2 separate regions of the Homo sapiens genome follow, and region 2 is linked to region 1. A link is an interaction called in ENCODE POLR2A ChIA-PET data of the cell type or tissue named here. Cell type or tissue: Panc1. All regions are shown on one strand. Links, peaks and the distances in the headings refer to the core of each region. The heading gives the core; the rest is flanking DNA.

Evidence for each region. ChIA-PET counts read pairs that join two places held together with the same protein. Peaks named below come from ENCODE experiments on the same cell type or tissue, not always from the same donor. Only the 100,000 strongest peaks of a DNase experiment are listed, where the experiment ranks them.
Region 2: POLR2A ChIA-PET joins it to region 1 with 20 read pairs; 10 of 35 experiments call an interaction of 5 or more read pairs at or near these places.

Annotation. Positions count from the first base shown.
Region 1 is chr17:40,065,837-40,072,606 of GRCh38, reverse strand. All of the region lies in intron 1 of THRA (thyroid hormone receptor alpha), which reads right to left. Among named protein-coding and RNA genes, the nearest start is that of THRA, 6.3 kb to the right of the region's middle. RefSeq lists an enhancer at 1,104-1,709. In Panc1, for the core only: CTCF peaks have their summits at 2,369 and 2,583; no DNase peak of the experiment used is centred there; H3K4me3 peaks cover 1,244 bases; H3K27ac peaks cover 2,291 bases.
Region 2 is chr17:40,169,728-40,176,497 of GRCh38, reverse strand. CASC3 (CASC3 exon junction complex subunit) reads right to left here. Exons shown (of 14, transcript NM_007359.5): 14 at 4,327-6,051. Among named protein-coding and RNA genes, the nearest start is that of RAPGEFL1, 4.4 kb to the left of the region's middle. RefSeq lists an enhancer at 1-149. In Panc1, for the core only: no CTCF peak of the experiment used is centred there; no DNase peak of the experiment used is centred there.

The DNA of each region.
Region 1 (6,770 bases), core at 2,283-4,782:
GTCTGTCTGTCTGTGTCTGAATGTCTCTCTCTCCGGGTCTGGGTGTCTCCGTCTGCCCCCCAGGCTGTGCCTCGGTGCTTGGCACACCCTGGCTGTGGTGCTGCCCCCGCCTGTCTCCTGCCCGCCTGGCACACTGCCACCACTTGTTTACAGAAGCTGGAAAAATCCACTCGCCAGCCGGAGGCCCAAGCGCCCCCAGGGAGGGGAGGAGGCAAGCACAGGAGTGGGCATGCTGAGAGAGGGGCAGCCCCGGGGAGCAGGTCCTGGGGGCAGCCGAGGAGGACCAGTGTGTGCAGGAATGAGCACTGGCTGCTGTGGGCCGGGCCAGGCGGGGAACACCAGTGGCAGCCACATGGCATGGGCAGCTCCTGCCCCAGGCCAGGGCTCCTGAGGGTCCCCTCCCCCAGGCCCCTGCCACTTACCAGTTGCTACATTGCAGACCTGGAGCAGTGCCAACCTAAGCCACCATGTTTATTTCCCCATCCCTCTCTCCTGCCCAGCCTTAACTCCAAATGTGTCTGGGTACTGCCAAGGGCCTGCACGTGCCCACTGGGGGGAGGGGCAGACTCGCTCTCTGCCCCACCCCTCTTTTGAACTGAATGGTGCCCTGGTGCTGGGCAGTGCAGCCCAGCTACAGTCAGCCCCTGGTAGTGGGCAGAGGAGCAAGGTGCTGCCCTTGCTGCCTAGGGCACCCTCACTGGGTACCCAGAAAGAGGCTGGAACCCCTGGGGACTCCTTGGCATCTCTCCAGGGACACACTTGGGCCTTTGGGGTGATACAGAGGCGAGGCAGAGGGCCCAGCATGTGGGGAGACACATACCACATGAGCCTGTGTTAGCCACGGACAGAAAAAGGTCAGCGGGTAAGGGGCATGGGGCAGGGGTACCCACCCTGAAGGGCAGCCTCTCACCCCTCCTCCAGAGTCCAGCTTAACTCCCCAAACTCCTTCCTGGTACCTCCTCTGCAGAGGCGAGGGAGGCCCTGCCCCAAGGAGGCCGAGGGGGCGGAGCTATGGGGTTCTGTGCCCAGGCTGGACAGCAGGACAGCAAGACCCACCTGTCGGCTGGCCTGGCCACCCACTCCCTCCTTGTGAGATAAGAGCTGCTGGGAGGCAGTGTAGGCAAAGTGCCCGTGGAGGGGGAAGCATTTCATTAAGCTTAAGTACTTCTGCCATGGGGGGACAGGGACACGGGGCCAATGCGGCATCCACGGGCGCCCCGCCAGGTTCCCACTGCCGAGCCGTCCCACTCTGCAGTCCTGTATATCTGAGGACACCCCCAAAGGACTCCTGGGGCTGCCAGAGGGGAGTTTCTGTCCCCAGGATCTAACCCCCAATACTACCCGCATTAACCCTCCTGCGTATCTGCTCTGGGCTTTGGCCCCACCTTTCTGGGGCCCCTGAACTTTGTCCTTAGTGCTCTGAAGAAAGCCCAGCCCTCCTTGCCAGCCACAGGGACACGTACATGCGGGGCGGCTGAGAAAAGGGTGGAAAGATGGGAGGAGGGGTAAAAAGGCTGGTGGGGGAAAGAGGGAAGAAGGGAGGAGGGGGAAGAACAAAGAAATGGGACAGGGCTGGGGTAGAGCTAGGGGTGACAAGGCAGTAGAGGGAGAGGAAGAAAGGGGAGCCAGAGATGGGGGATGGGGAGAAGGGGTGAGGTAGAAAGGAGGACAGATAAAGGGAGGAGAGACACATGAAGGAGGGGAGACAAAGAGAGAAAGGTAACAAAGAAAGATGGGTGGGGGGCTTCGTACCCTGTCTAAGTCCCACCCCATGCAGGCTGGGGGGAGGGGGGCGTAGGAATGGTTTCCACGGTGACAGCTGGTTCTTGGTGGCCTGGCATGTGGGCTATTAATAGTTCTGTGGGTAGGTTCACACCTCCCTCTCCCCTTCCCCTCTGCCTGCTGCTAGGGTGGGGGGAGATCCCTCCCCCACCACCCACTCCTGATCACCCAGCCTCCCACCATGGGAGCCAGGAAGGGCGATGCTGAGGGGCCGGGGCGGCCACCGTGGCCCAGACACATAAATGGGCATGCATGGGCACAGGCGTCTATGGGCAGCACTGCCCCCCATGCCAACACGGGCACCACAGGCAGCCACCCACACCAAGGGCCCCTGGGAGTCTGTGGTGGTGGCAGTGCTGCAGCAGCGACATGTGCCCCCATGCTGAGGGGCAGAGGCCTCTCTAGGACCGGGACTCCCTGTCCTTTCCCATACCCCCTGTTCTATTCTCAGGTATGGATTGAGCAGGGCTGCCCCACCCAACTCTCTGTTATCCTAGTGCCAGGAAGGAGAGGAGGAGTGAAGGCGGGAAGGAAGGTACTATTTGGCAGGTGTGATGTGGCAGAGGAGTACACACAGACTCAGGGCCCCAGCCTGGCAGGCATGGGGGAGACGGGAGGAGGGGAGGCGGCACCCCTTGGTGAGCTCTCACTGGGCCCCCAGGAGACAGGTTCTGGAGCTGGGGGGCAGTGACTCATCACCTAGCCACTGTGGGACCTTAGAGGCTAGAGAATGGGAGATGGGGTGGGGATCCTCATAAGGGGGAGATTGGTTACTTAAACAAAGGATCCTCCCCACCCCGCCCCAAAAGAATATAACAGGAAACCCCCCCTGCAGGTCAGAGACAGAAAGACATAAACAGCAGCCTTGACTTGGGCCAGATGCCCAGTATTAACATCAAAGACTGCTTCCCACTCGGCTCCCCCATAGCCTCACCCACCTGCTGCTCTCCTCTCCCTCCTCCTGCCCGGGCCAGCTCCAGCCAGGCATCAAGGTGGGTGCCCAGGTCTGGAGGTCTCCTCCCAGGTCACATCCATCCCCCATGACCACTGGTGGGTGGTCATGCCCACACCCATGCTGGAGAACTCAGCCCCTCCTTATCAGCCCACAGAACTTCACGCCCCCCCTGCCCAATTCCCCTCAGGAATGGAGGCAGGAGATCCAAGTAGCCAAGAAAGCAGAAGCAGGAGCACCCCCAAGCTGGGCACGGCACATTCTCCCCACCCTCCCCCAGCAGCCAGCGGGTAATTGGAGCTGGGAGCTGGGGCAGCTGAATGCTGGAGGCATGAATGTCACGGGGCCAAGGCACTTGCTGCAGATGGCACCATGGGCACAAGGCTTGGGGTCCTCCCTCCTCACTCCCTCATCTAAGGCAGTAGAAGAAGTTGCCTGCAAGCCCTGAAGAGCATGGCCTAGGAGGGGAGGGAATGGTGGAGGGGGAAAGAAAGGGAGGGATGTTCTCCCAGGCACCCCAGAGGCTGGAGCTAGCCCCTAACCAAGCAGAACTGGCAGAGGCAGAGAGAGAGAGACAGAGACAGAGACAGAGAGACAGGGACAGAAAGGGAGGAGGGAGGGAATAGGAAGGAGGGAGGAAGGGGGAGGGAAGAGAGAAAGATTGAGAGTGTGTGTGTGAGAGAGAGAGAGGGAGGGAGAGAAGGAGGGAGAGACAGAGAGGGGGAGGGGGAGAGAGAGAGGGAGAGGGAAGAGGAAGGGAGGGAGGGAGAGAGAGAGGGAGGGAGAGAGGGAGGGAGAGAGCGCGCGCGTGAATGCAGCTGAGTCTCCGGCACACACACGGACACGTGCAGACACACACACTCACCCCGCATGCGCAGAGCCACAGGGCTCTGGGTACCGTTCCAGGAGATATTCAGAGCCCTCCCCAGCCCACACATGCACAAAAACACTCTCACATGGATGCGTGCACAACACACCCACTCACTGATGTGTACAAAAATGCCGAAAGACACCAAAGCCTCGGTTCCCCTGTTTCCCCACCCCCATGCCTGGTAAAAGAGAAAAAGAAACAGGCAGCTGGGGCTCTGGGAGCCAAGAGCCGATCTCTTCTTTAGAAGAGGAAAAGAGGAGGAGGAGGAGGTGGGCCAGGGGCTTGGTCCAATCATTCTGCTCTTGGCCACTGCTGAGGGGCATGGCTGAGGCTTTGGTATCAACCTTTAATGCCCACCCCCAAAACAGCGAAGCAAGGATAGTATTTCCTGGGCACCAGTAACACCCATCTTGCTTCCCTTGTCTACCCAGCAAACTTCTGACCCTCCCTCTGGACCACCTCACGCAATGGCATACCGGAGGGAGGTCCCTATGACCCCAGCTTTGGCCTGCCAAGTGACACCAAGGTGGAACCACATGTGCCCCCACCACACACCAGCCCCAGATACTTCAGTGAGAGACTGAGAACTGTCTCTGGTTCCAGGCAGCATGTGTATGCCCCACCCTGGCATGTGCCAGGCCCTGGGAAAAAAGGAGAATCCACAGGCATTGCTCACCATGCCAGGATGCAACATGGATTGAACACAGGGGTCATCCCACCTTGTGTTATTTGCCCTCAACCTGAGTGAGACAGGAACCATTGTCTCTAGATAATGAAAACCCAGGCCCAAAGTCATACGACTAGTGAATGTCAACAGCCAGGCCTCCCAACTCCCAGCCAGTGATCTTCCCACCACGGTCATGCTTGCCTCCCTCCCCAAGAGACACAACAGTTCTCCAAAGTCCCCTAGACACCTTTGCAGCCATGAGAACTAGAGTTGGGTTTTTTGTTTTGTTTTCTGTCTGTTTTGAGAGGATGTGTGTGTGGGGGGTCTCACTCTGTTGTTCAGGCTAGAGTGCAGTGGCACAATCACAGCTCACCGCAGCCTCGACCTTCCAGGCTTAAGCGATCCTCCGGCCTCAGCCTCCCAAGTAGCTGGTAACACAGGCATGCGCCACCACACCTGGCTAACTTTTTAAAGTTGTTTTTAGAGATGGGGTCTCACTATGTTGACCAGGCTGATCATGAACTACTGGCCTCAAGTGATCCTCCCGCCTTGGCCTCCCAAAATATTGAGATTACAGGCATGAGCCACTGTGCCCAGCCGAGAACTAGAGTTGAGATTGGTTCCCACTCCAAAGGCTTCCCGTCACCCCTACAGGGTATCCTCCCATTGTCCTTCCTTCACCTTGAGGGGCAGGGCTAAATAAAAGGGGTTTGGAGAGGGGATCCTGATCACCAGACTCACAAAGGCAAAGAGGCAACCCAGGACAGATGCTGGATCTCAAAGTGCTGTGCCCACCACACTGGTCATTACTCAGTGCTTCAGTTTCTCTCTGCCACCACCTTTCACACTAAGTACCACTCCATGGAGGGCAGGGGAATCTGGTGCCTATCAGCCAGAGCTGGGTCCTGGTTGACCAATGCTGGGCTCCCAGGAGGGAGGAAGGGCACTGCCTCCTCTTTGAGCCCACACATAAGAGAGGGGACGGCTTTCCTTGTTCTCTCTCTCCCACCCCCAGAGCTCAGACCCTGAACAGAGATGCAGTGATGCCCAAAGATTTATGCAGGTGCCCCTAGCTGGTGGGGTGTGTCCCAGGCTGAGGGGCCAAGGGCTCCTTGTAAGCTGAAGGGCGAGGGTCAAAGGAGGGTGGGGCAGAGGGGCCTGCCTTGGGCTCTTTCCCATACACTCATTCCAGGCTGCAAAAATTTGTCTGGGAGGAAAAGATTACATGACGGTGAGAAGGCTGGAAATTGGAGACCCACTGCCCCAGGCCCCAGTCTCACTGATGTCTAGGAGACCCAATTCTCCACGAAGCTTCTCTAAGAAATCTGGGAGACCCCAGGCCCACAGCTTCCTTCACCCATCACAACCGCTCACATATACAGTTTGTTATGAACTAGGCACTTTTAAAAACATTTTTCCTCAAAAAAGCTAAATGAGGTAGATATGATCATCCCCAATTTACAGATGAGGCAACGGGGAAGTTAAATCGCTTGCTCAAAGTCACACATCCAGCAAGTGACAGAGCTGGGATTCAGACCTAGGCAGTCCAGGTCAATCATGGCCGTCATGATCATCACCATCATCTCTGTTCTTAGCTGTGATGGTATATCACCTGCTTGATAGATAATGCCTTGTTCTTTTTTGTTTTTCTTTTTTTTTTTTTTTTTTTTTGAGACGGAGTCTCGCTCTGTCACCCAGTCTGTAGTGCAGTGGTACAATCTCAGCTCACTGCAACCTCCACCTCCTGGGTTCAAGCGATTCTCCTGCCTCAGCCTCCTGAGTAGCTGGGATTACAGGACCCCGCCACCACACCCAGCTAAGTTTTGTATTTTTAGTAGAGATGGGGTTTCACCATCTTGGTCAGACTGGTCTTGAACTCCTGACCTCAGGTGATCTGCCTGCCTCCGCCTCCCAGTGTGCTAGGATTACGGGTGTGAGCCACTGTGCCCGGCCCAATGCCTTGTTCTTTCATCCAGCTATGTGTTCCCTGAGACCAAGCCTCAGTCTTTCCCCTCTGTAGCTGCCCTGTGGGTTCTCTGCCAAGTGCCTCCACCTCCAAATAGTCCAAGGCTAGAGGGGAGCATAGCGAGAAGTGCTTGGTGCCCCCGGGCTCGATGTCTCCTGCCTGAGTTCCCCCTCCTCAAATTCCCTCTCCAGAAGAGGTACCCCTTCTAGGCTGGAACCTGCACTCACGGGTGGGAGGGCCTCGCTTAGTACATACTTAGTCTAGGCAGCTGTGCCCTCAGAACCAGGCCCTGAGGCTGGGCAAAAAGGACACAGCTGTTGGGCATCTCTGAGGTGGGCCTCAGCTGCCAGGGGTGTGGAGAAAGGCCATTGTGAGCCCTGCAGTGGACCCAACTCAGCAGGGTCCTGCCAGCTCCCGCCACTGCCCATGGGGGCGGTTCTTTTCCAGCTTGGGCCAGTGTGGGGGGAGCCTCTTCATGGCTTGTTTAAGAGCTGCTAGCTGGCTGCAGCCTGCACCCTGAGGGTGCCCACAG
Region 2 (6,770 bases), core at 2,090-4,589, 100 kb before region 1:
ATGGCTGGGAGTGGTAGTAAAACTGAACAGGGTGTGTATGACATACGTATCAATGTATGTGCATATCTGTTCCCATGTGTGCTAGAGCATGTGTTCACAGAAATAAAGCTTTGCACACCCATCTGTTTGTGGATTTGGAAACAGTAAAAAGAAGACAGCGCACAATTTTGGCTAAGAAGCTGTATTAGAGGTCTGAGTATCAGCTTCCTGTGCTCCCCTTATTGGACACTCCAATATCCCCTGGCTTGAAAGGGGAAAGTGGCTGGAATGGGTTGGAGCTCCCCAGGTAGCATTTTATGAACTGAATAGGAAGAGGGAAGGGCTTCTCTCCCAGCACATGCCACAGTTACCAGATTAAGCCGGTTGCCTTGGTAACCTTCTCTCTGGGCAGGATTTGGGAATTGTTGGTTAGGAAGGGCGAATTGGGGAGTGTGAAGGGTGTAGGGGGTTGAAAATAAAACAGACTGAGAGACTTCTGGAAGCTAGAAGCTTGGGACACAGGACCCCAGTACTCCCCCAAATGCTCAAGGATGTCAGGCAGAGACTAAGTTCAACATTTTGAATCAGTGAGGAGAGCCAGCATCAAGTCATGGTCCTCCTGGAGTGGCAGTGGTTTTCACCCTGACTACACACTGGAATCACAGGGAAGCTTCTCAGAAATACTGATGCTGGCTGGGCTTGGTGGCTCACGCCTGTAATCTCAACACTTTGGGAAGCCAAGGCGGGCAGATCACTTGAGGTCATGAGTTCAAGACCAGCCTGACCAACATGGTGAAACCCCACTTCTAAAAATACAAAAAAAATTAGCCGGGCATGGTGGCACACACCTGTAATCCAAGCTACTTTGGAGGCTGAGGTAGAAGGATTGCTTGAACCTGGGAGGTGAAGGTTGCAGTGAGCTGTTATCATGCCACTGCACTCCAGCCTGGGTGAGAGACTCCATATTAAAAAAAAAAAAAAAATACTGGCCAAGTGCAACAGCTCACGCCTATAATCCCGGTACTTTGGGAGGCCGAGAAGGGTGCAACATGAGGTCAGAAGTTCGAGACCAGTCTGGCCAACATAGTGAAACCCTGTCTCTACTAAAAATACAAACATTTGCTGGGCATGGTGGCTGGTGCCTGTAATCTCAGCTACTCAGGAGGCTGAGGCAGGAGAATCGCTTGAACCCGGGAGGTGGAGGCTGCAGTGAGCCGAGATCATGCCACTGCACTCCAGCCTGGGCAACAAGAGCAAGACTGTCTCAAAAAAAAAAAAAACAAACAAACAAAAAAAAAACTGATGCCTAGGCCATATCTCAGACCAATTAAATCAGATTTCTGAACCAGGGCGAAGGCTTATGGTATTTTTTAAAAAGCTCCTCACATGACACAAATGGCCAGGATTGAAAATCACTGCCCTAGACGGACAGTCAACCCAAGTGGGCTGCAGATGCTGGGAGCTGACTTTGGAATTCCAAGTCTTTGGTGCTCCGAGTTGCCTACAAGGTAGCAGGTCTGTGCGCTGACCCTGAAGGGGAAGAGAGCTGGCAGAGCATTTGCACCCGCTTATGGAAGAAATAAAGAGGAAGGCAGGGTGGTATGAATAACAACTATGAGATGGGGGCGAAAAAGCTTTGAGCTTTTTTTGAGCCCATGGGCTTCTACAAGGGGACTGGGCAGGGCCACCTCAGGCTATCTGTCTGCTGCTTACACACCCTCTTCTTTCTGCCCACCCAGAGGCAGGCTGGGAGGATAGAGAGAACCTGGGGGCTTTGCTGAGCTTGAGTTTCTTCTTGCAGAGCTGGTTACCAGGGCAACAGAGAGAGCAATAGGGTCTAACTGAAGGACTAGGGAAGCAAGAGGCAAGGGTAAAGGGGAAGCATCCAACACTCAAACCTCCTGCCAGTAACCCACCCCCAAGGCTGGATGGCATTTTTTCATAACCCCAGGAGATCAGGCCTACAGTCACCCATCACATTGTGGGGAAGAGAAGCAAACTGACATGATTTAAAGAGGAATTAGGGGCCCAGCGTGGTGGCTCACGCCTGTAATCCCAGAACTTTGGGAGGCCAAGCTGAGCCAATCACCTGAGGCCAGGAATTTGAGACCAGCCTGGCCAACATGGTGAAACCCCATCTCTACTAAAAATACAGAAAAAAAGTAGTGGGGCATGGTGGCGGGCGCCTGTAAACCCCAGCTACTTGGGAGGCTGAGGCAGGAGAATCGCTTAAACCCGGGAGGTGGAGGTTGTGGTGAGCCGAGATCGTGCCACTGCACTCCAGCCTGGGCGACAGAGTGAGACTCAGTCTAAAAAAAAAAAAGGAATTAGGGACGGGGCTCAGAAAAGTCACAGTCCTCTGGCTGTGGCACCAGCACCAAGATATGGGGGAAGTCCCATCTGTCTTTATAAGATGTACAATAGTTGGGCACAGCAGCTCAAGCCTGTAATCCCAGCACTTTGGGAAGCCCAGACAGCGGGATCACTTGAGCCCAGGAATTCAATGACCCTATCTCTACAAAAATAAATTAGCTAGGTGTGGTGGTGCATGCTTGTGGTTTCAGCTACTTGAGAGGCTGAGGTGGGTGGATTGATTGAGCCCAGGTGGTCAAAGCTGCAGTGAGCCACGATTGTGCCATTGCACTCCAGCCTGGGCAATAGAGCAAGACCAAAAAAAAAAAAAAAAAAAAAAAAAAGATGTACTATGATATCTATGCCTCCCGTGTATGGATTTGTGAAACCCAACAAATGCTGCCAGCTCCATATGAAAGTTGCTCTCCCATACCAGAGATAGCTTCTGTAGTAAACTTCCATCCCACCCAGGACCTAGAGGAAAAAGTCACTTCAAAGGTAGGAACTGCCCTCTAAGCATCAAAGGCCAAGTGGACTAGGTAAACTGAATTATGACCCACAGTTGATTTGTTTTTTGAAATCATGTGTCCAGGCAGGTTATGTTATCTGTCCATTTCACTTTGGGATATTAGTGTTGCAAAATATTTGTTATAAGAAAGGAACATTGGGGCTGGGTGTAGTGGCTTGCACATGTAATCCCAGCACTCTAGGAGGCTAAGACAGGAGGATCATTTGAACCAAGGCGTTCCAGACTAGCCTGGGTAACACACTGAGACCTCGTCTCTACTAAAAACAAACCACAAAAATTAGCTGGGCATGGTGGTGTGGGCCTGTAGTCACAGCTATTTGGGAAGCTGTGGCAAGATTGCTTGAACCTTGGAGTTCCAAGTTACAGCAACCTATGATTGTGCTACTGCATTCCAGCCTGGGTGACGGGCAAGACCGTCTCAGAAAAAAAAAAAAAAGTGACTTTGGATCTGGTAGGGTGGAGAGCCACTGGCAAGGACATTAAGAACACAGACTCAGACTTGGCCTTGGGAGGCCAAGGCAGGTGGGTCACCTAAGGTCAGGAGTTCAAGACCAGCCTGGCCAACATGGTGAAACCCCATTGCTACTAAAAATACAAAATTTGTTGTACAAAAAATACAAAAATTTCTACTAAAAATACACACACACACACACACACACACACACACAAATTCCCTTCCCCTTACCTGAGCTGATAGTCTCTCTAAGACTGTGTGGTCCTGAATACTTTAGTGTCAGCATCTTTACTTTTCCTTTTTTTTTTTTTTTTTTTTGAGACGGAGTCTCACTCTGTCGCCCAGGCTGGAATGCAGTGGCGCAATCTCGGCTCACTGCAAGCTCCACCTCCCGGGTTCCCATCATTCTCCTGCCTCAGCCTCCCAAGTAGCTGGGACTACAGGCACCCGCCACCACTCCCAGCTATTTTTGTATTTTTAGTAGAGGCAGTGTTTCACCCTGTTTAGCCAGGATGGTCTCGATCTCCCTGATCGAGATCTGCCCACCTCGGCCTCCCTAAGTGCTGGGATTACAGGCGTGAGCCACGGTGGCCAGCAGCATCTTCACTTTTCAAGAAAGCTAGCTACCTGTACTTCCCCCCAACCCAGGACTTGGTATAGTTATATTGACATCTGATGGCATATTACCTTGGGAAACTTACTTGCCAAACACAAAGGAAGCCATAAAGGATACTAGATGCTCATGTGAATAACCAGCATCTCACTACTTTTCTGTCCCTGACACTTCCAATCTAAGGGATGGCATGACATCCTGGTGATCTATGTGGTTAAAAAAGATAACTGATGGGGAGTGCAGACACATTTATGGCCTCATAGGGGCTCCTCATCTCTCTGGGCTTCTGTTTCACAACTTGGGCTGACCTGAGTTGTGACCGTGACCCTGTGGGGGAATTAGGGAGTCCTCTTCCCTCCCTCCCAAATCAAGACTCATGCAAAACACTGGCAAGGGAGCCAAGTTTATAGTCTAAATTTTATTATCTCCAAGTCACAATGCTGATCACAAATGGGCACCCTTTAAAACAGTAACAAAAAACACCACCACACATGGAAAAATCCTTGCAACTAAACACAGTGGACCAACAGAGACAACTCTCACAGTGTCTTAAGGTCTGGGAATCTGGGCATGCTGCCCACAGGCTTGAGGAGACATCTTCAGGTTTAAGGCAAAGGGAACAGCCTACAAAAGGCACAACCACCAGCTACCCCTAGAAGAATCTCTTAGTTATTTCCTCCTTGGGGGTTACAGATTAAGTGCCTCTCCCCACTCTCCATCCCACACCTGTGACTCAGAGTGATTAGGCCAGCTGCTAGATGGAAGGAATAAAAACAGTGACATTACCGGGGAGAGACACAGCCACCATCTTTGCCCTCAGGTTCTGTAGAAGGACAGGGACAGTGGCCAGGTTACCCCTGGCAGACGTATGTACTGCAGTAATAGGAATCTCTTCCACAGAGGCAGCAGAGAAGTGGTTTAGTGCCATGGATAGGGAGGAAAGATAGGAGCCCTTGCCCAGAAGGTGACTGGCTTCCTTAGGCCTTAAGCCCAGGAGTTTTTATATTCTGTCTGCAAGGACAAAAATAGAATTCGGGGAAAATAAGGTAGTAACATCTAAAACACTTGTAGCAGGAAAGACGTGGAGAAGAGCAATTGCAAAGGACAGGGTAGACTGCTTGCTGGATAATATTTGCCTTTAAAGAGATGCATTGGTCCACAGCAACTGGAAAAGGGGTGTAGCAAGAAGAATGGAAAGAAGAGAAGCAAGGCCCTCTAATTCCACTTACCTCAAAAGACTGAGCCCTGAGGACTATGTGAATACACACCCCTAAAGGCAAAGGCTCTCACTCCACCATCCCTTTCTCACAAAAGCATCTGGTGTGCCATCTCTCCCCACAGTAGGGTATTGGCCCTCAGCAGAGAACAGAAGCCCATCATAGTACAGGTATTGATGGATGCTCAGACTCCTAAAAACCTAAGTCAAAGAGAAGGGCTCCTACCCACCTACTCTGAGCTTTTCTGCACAATGGGACCCTCTGTGCAGACAGCCATGCTTCCACAGGGTTAGAGTTAAGGGAATACAAGTATACAAGAGGATAACAAATGCCAACTAAAAGTGAAAGGCCAGGTCTTTTTAGACTTGGTGGGGAAGGCTGGCTGATACATTCTCCATTATCTGGGATGCACGGAAGAGTCAAAAGGGAATCCAGAGGGGCTAGAAAACCAGAAGACTAGACTTGTTTCATTTAAAGGCAGGGAGAGAGAGCAAGAAACAGAAACAAAGAGAAAAAATTAAAATAATATTAAGGATAAGAAGCCAGGCTTTAAAAATGAACATCTTAGAAAACAAAACAAACAGGAAGGAGCTTCCTTGGGAACAGAAGACACTTCAATTTCCCAGAAGTGAAGAACAGCAGAAGACATGGGCTTCTGTATCTAGACTCAGAAGCTTGGGGCTGTCTGGCTCTCTCTGCTCCCCCGAACACAGCCAACTCAAGTGAAGAGTGAAGATGGGACGAGGTCCACTTGTTTCTCCCTCTCTCTAGAGCCTGTCCTCAGAGGAAGGCAGGGGTCCTCCTCTTTCAGCTGTTTGCTGGTAGGAGCCACACCCTATATCTTTGAAGCCCTTCTGGTAGTAGATAGCCAGCTGTATTTCTCTTCTGAGTTCTCACCTCTGCTGCTCTGACAGGGGTTGGAAAAAGGGAAGAACCACCAAAGTGTTAGTGGGCCTTCTGGGCATTCACAAGCTGTTTTCAAAAAGCCACACTTCTAAATAATGTGTTTTAAGTAATGTCCTTAAACAAAAGCAACAAAACCCCCAGTCCTTCTCCTCTATGATCTTTAGAACTGGTTTTTTCTGCTATAACATCTCAAATTTAGATTTCCCTTTTCCTTGACTGCCTTCCTGTATTTTTTCCTTGTAGCTTCCCAATTGAAAACTGTCATGTTAACAATCGTTTCTACTTCAACCCTGCCCAATACACTTGCCAAACAAACAAACTGGCAAATTTCAGGACTCCTTTAAGCCTCCTGAGATATCCCATGATTATTATAACTTAAAGCATTAATCAGAGGCTGGGTGGGGTGGCTCACACCTGTAATCCCAACACTTTGGGAGGCCAAGGCAGGTGGATCACCTGAGGTCAGGAGTTCAAGACCAGCCTGGCCAATATGGTGAAACCCCATTCCCACTAAAAATACAAAAATTAGCCAGGTGTGGTGGTGCGTGCCTGTAATCCTAGCTACTTAGGAGGCTGAGGCAAGAGAATCGCTTGAACTCAGGAGATGGAGGTTGCAGTGAGCCGAGATTGCACCACTGCACTCCAGCCTGGATAACAGACTGAGACGCCGTCTCAAAAAAAAAAAAAAAAAAAAAAAAAAAAAAAGCATTAATTAAGTGA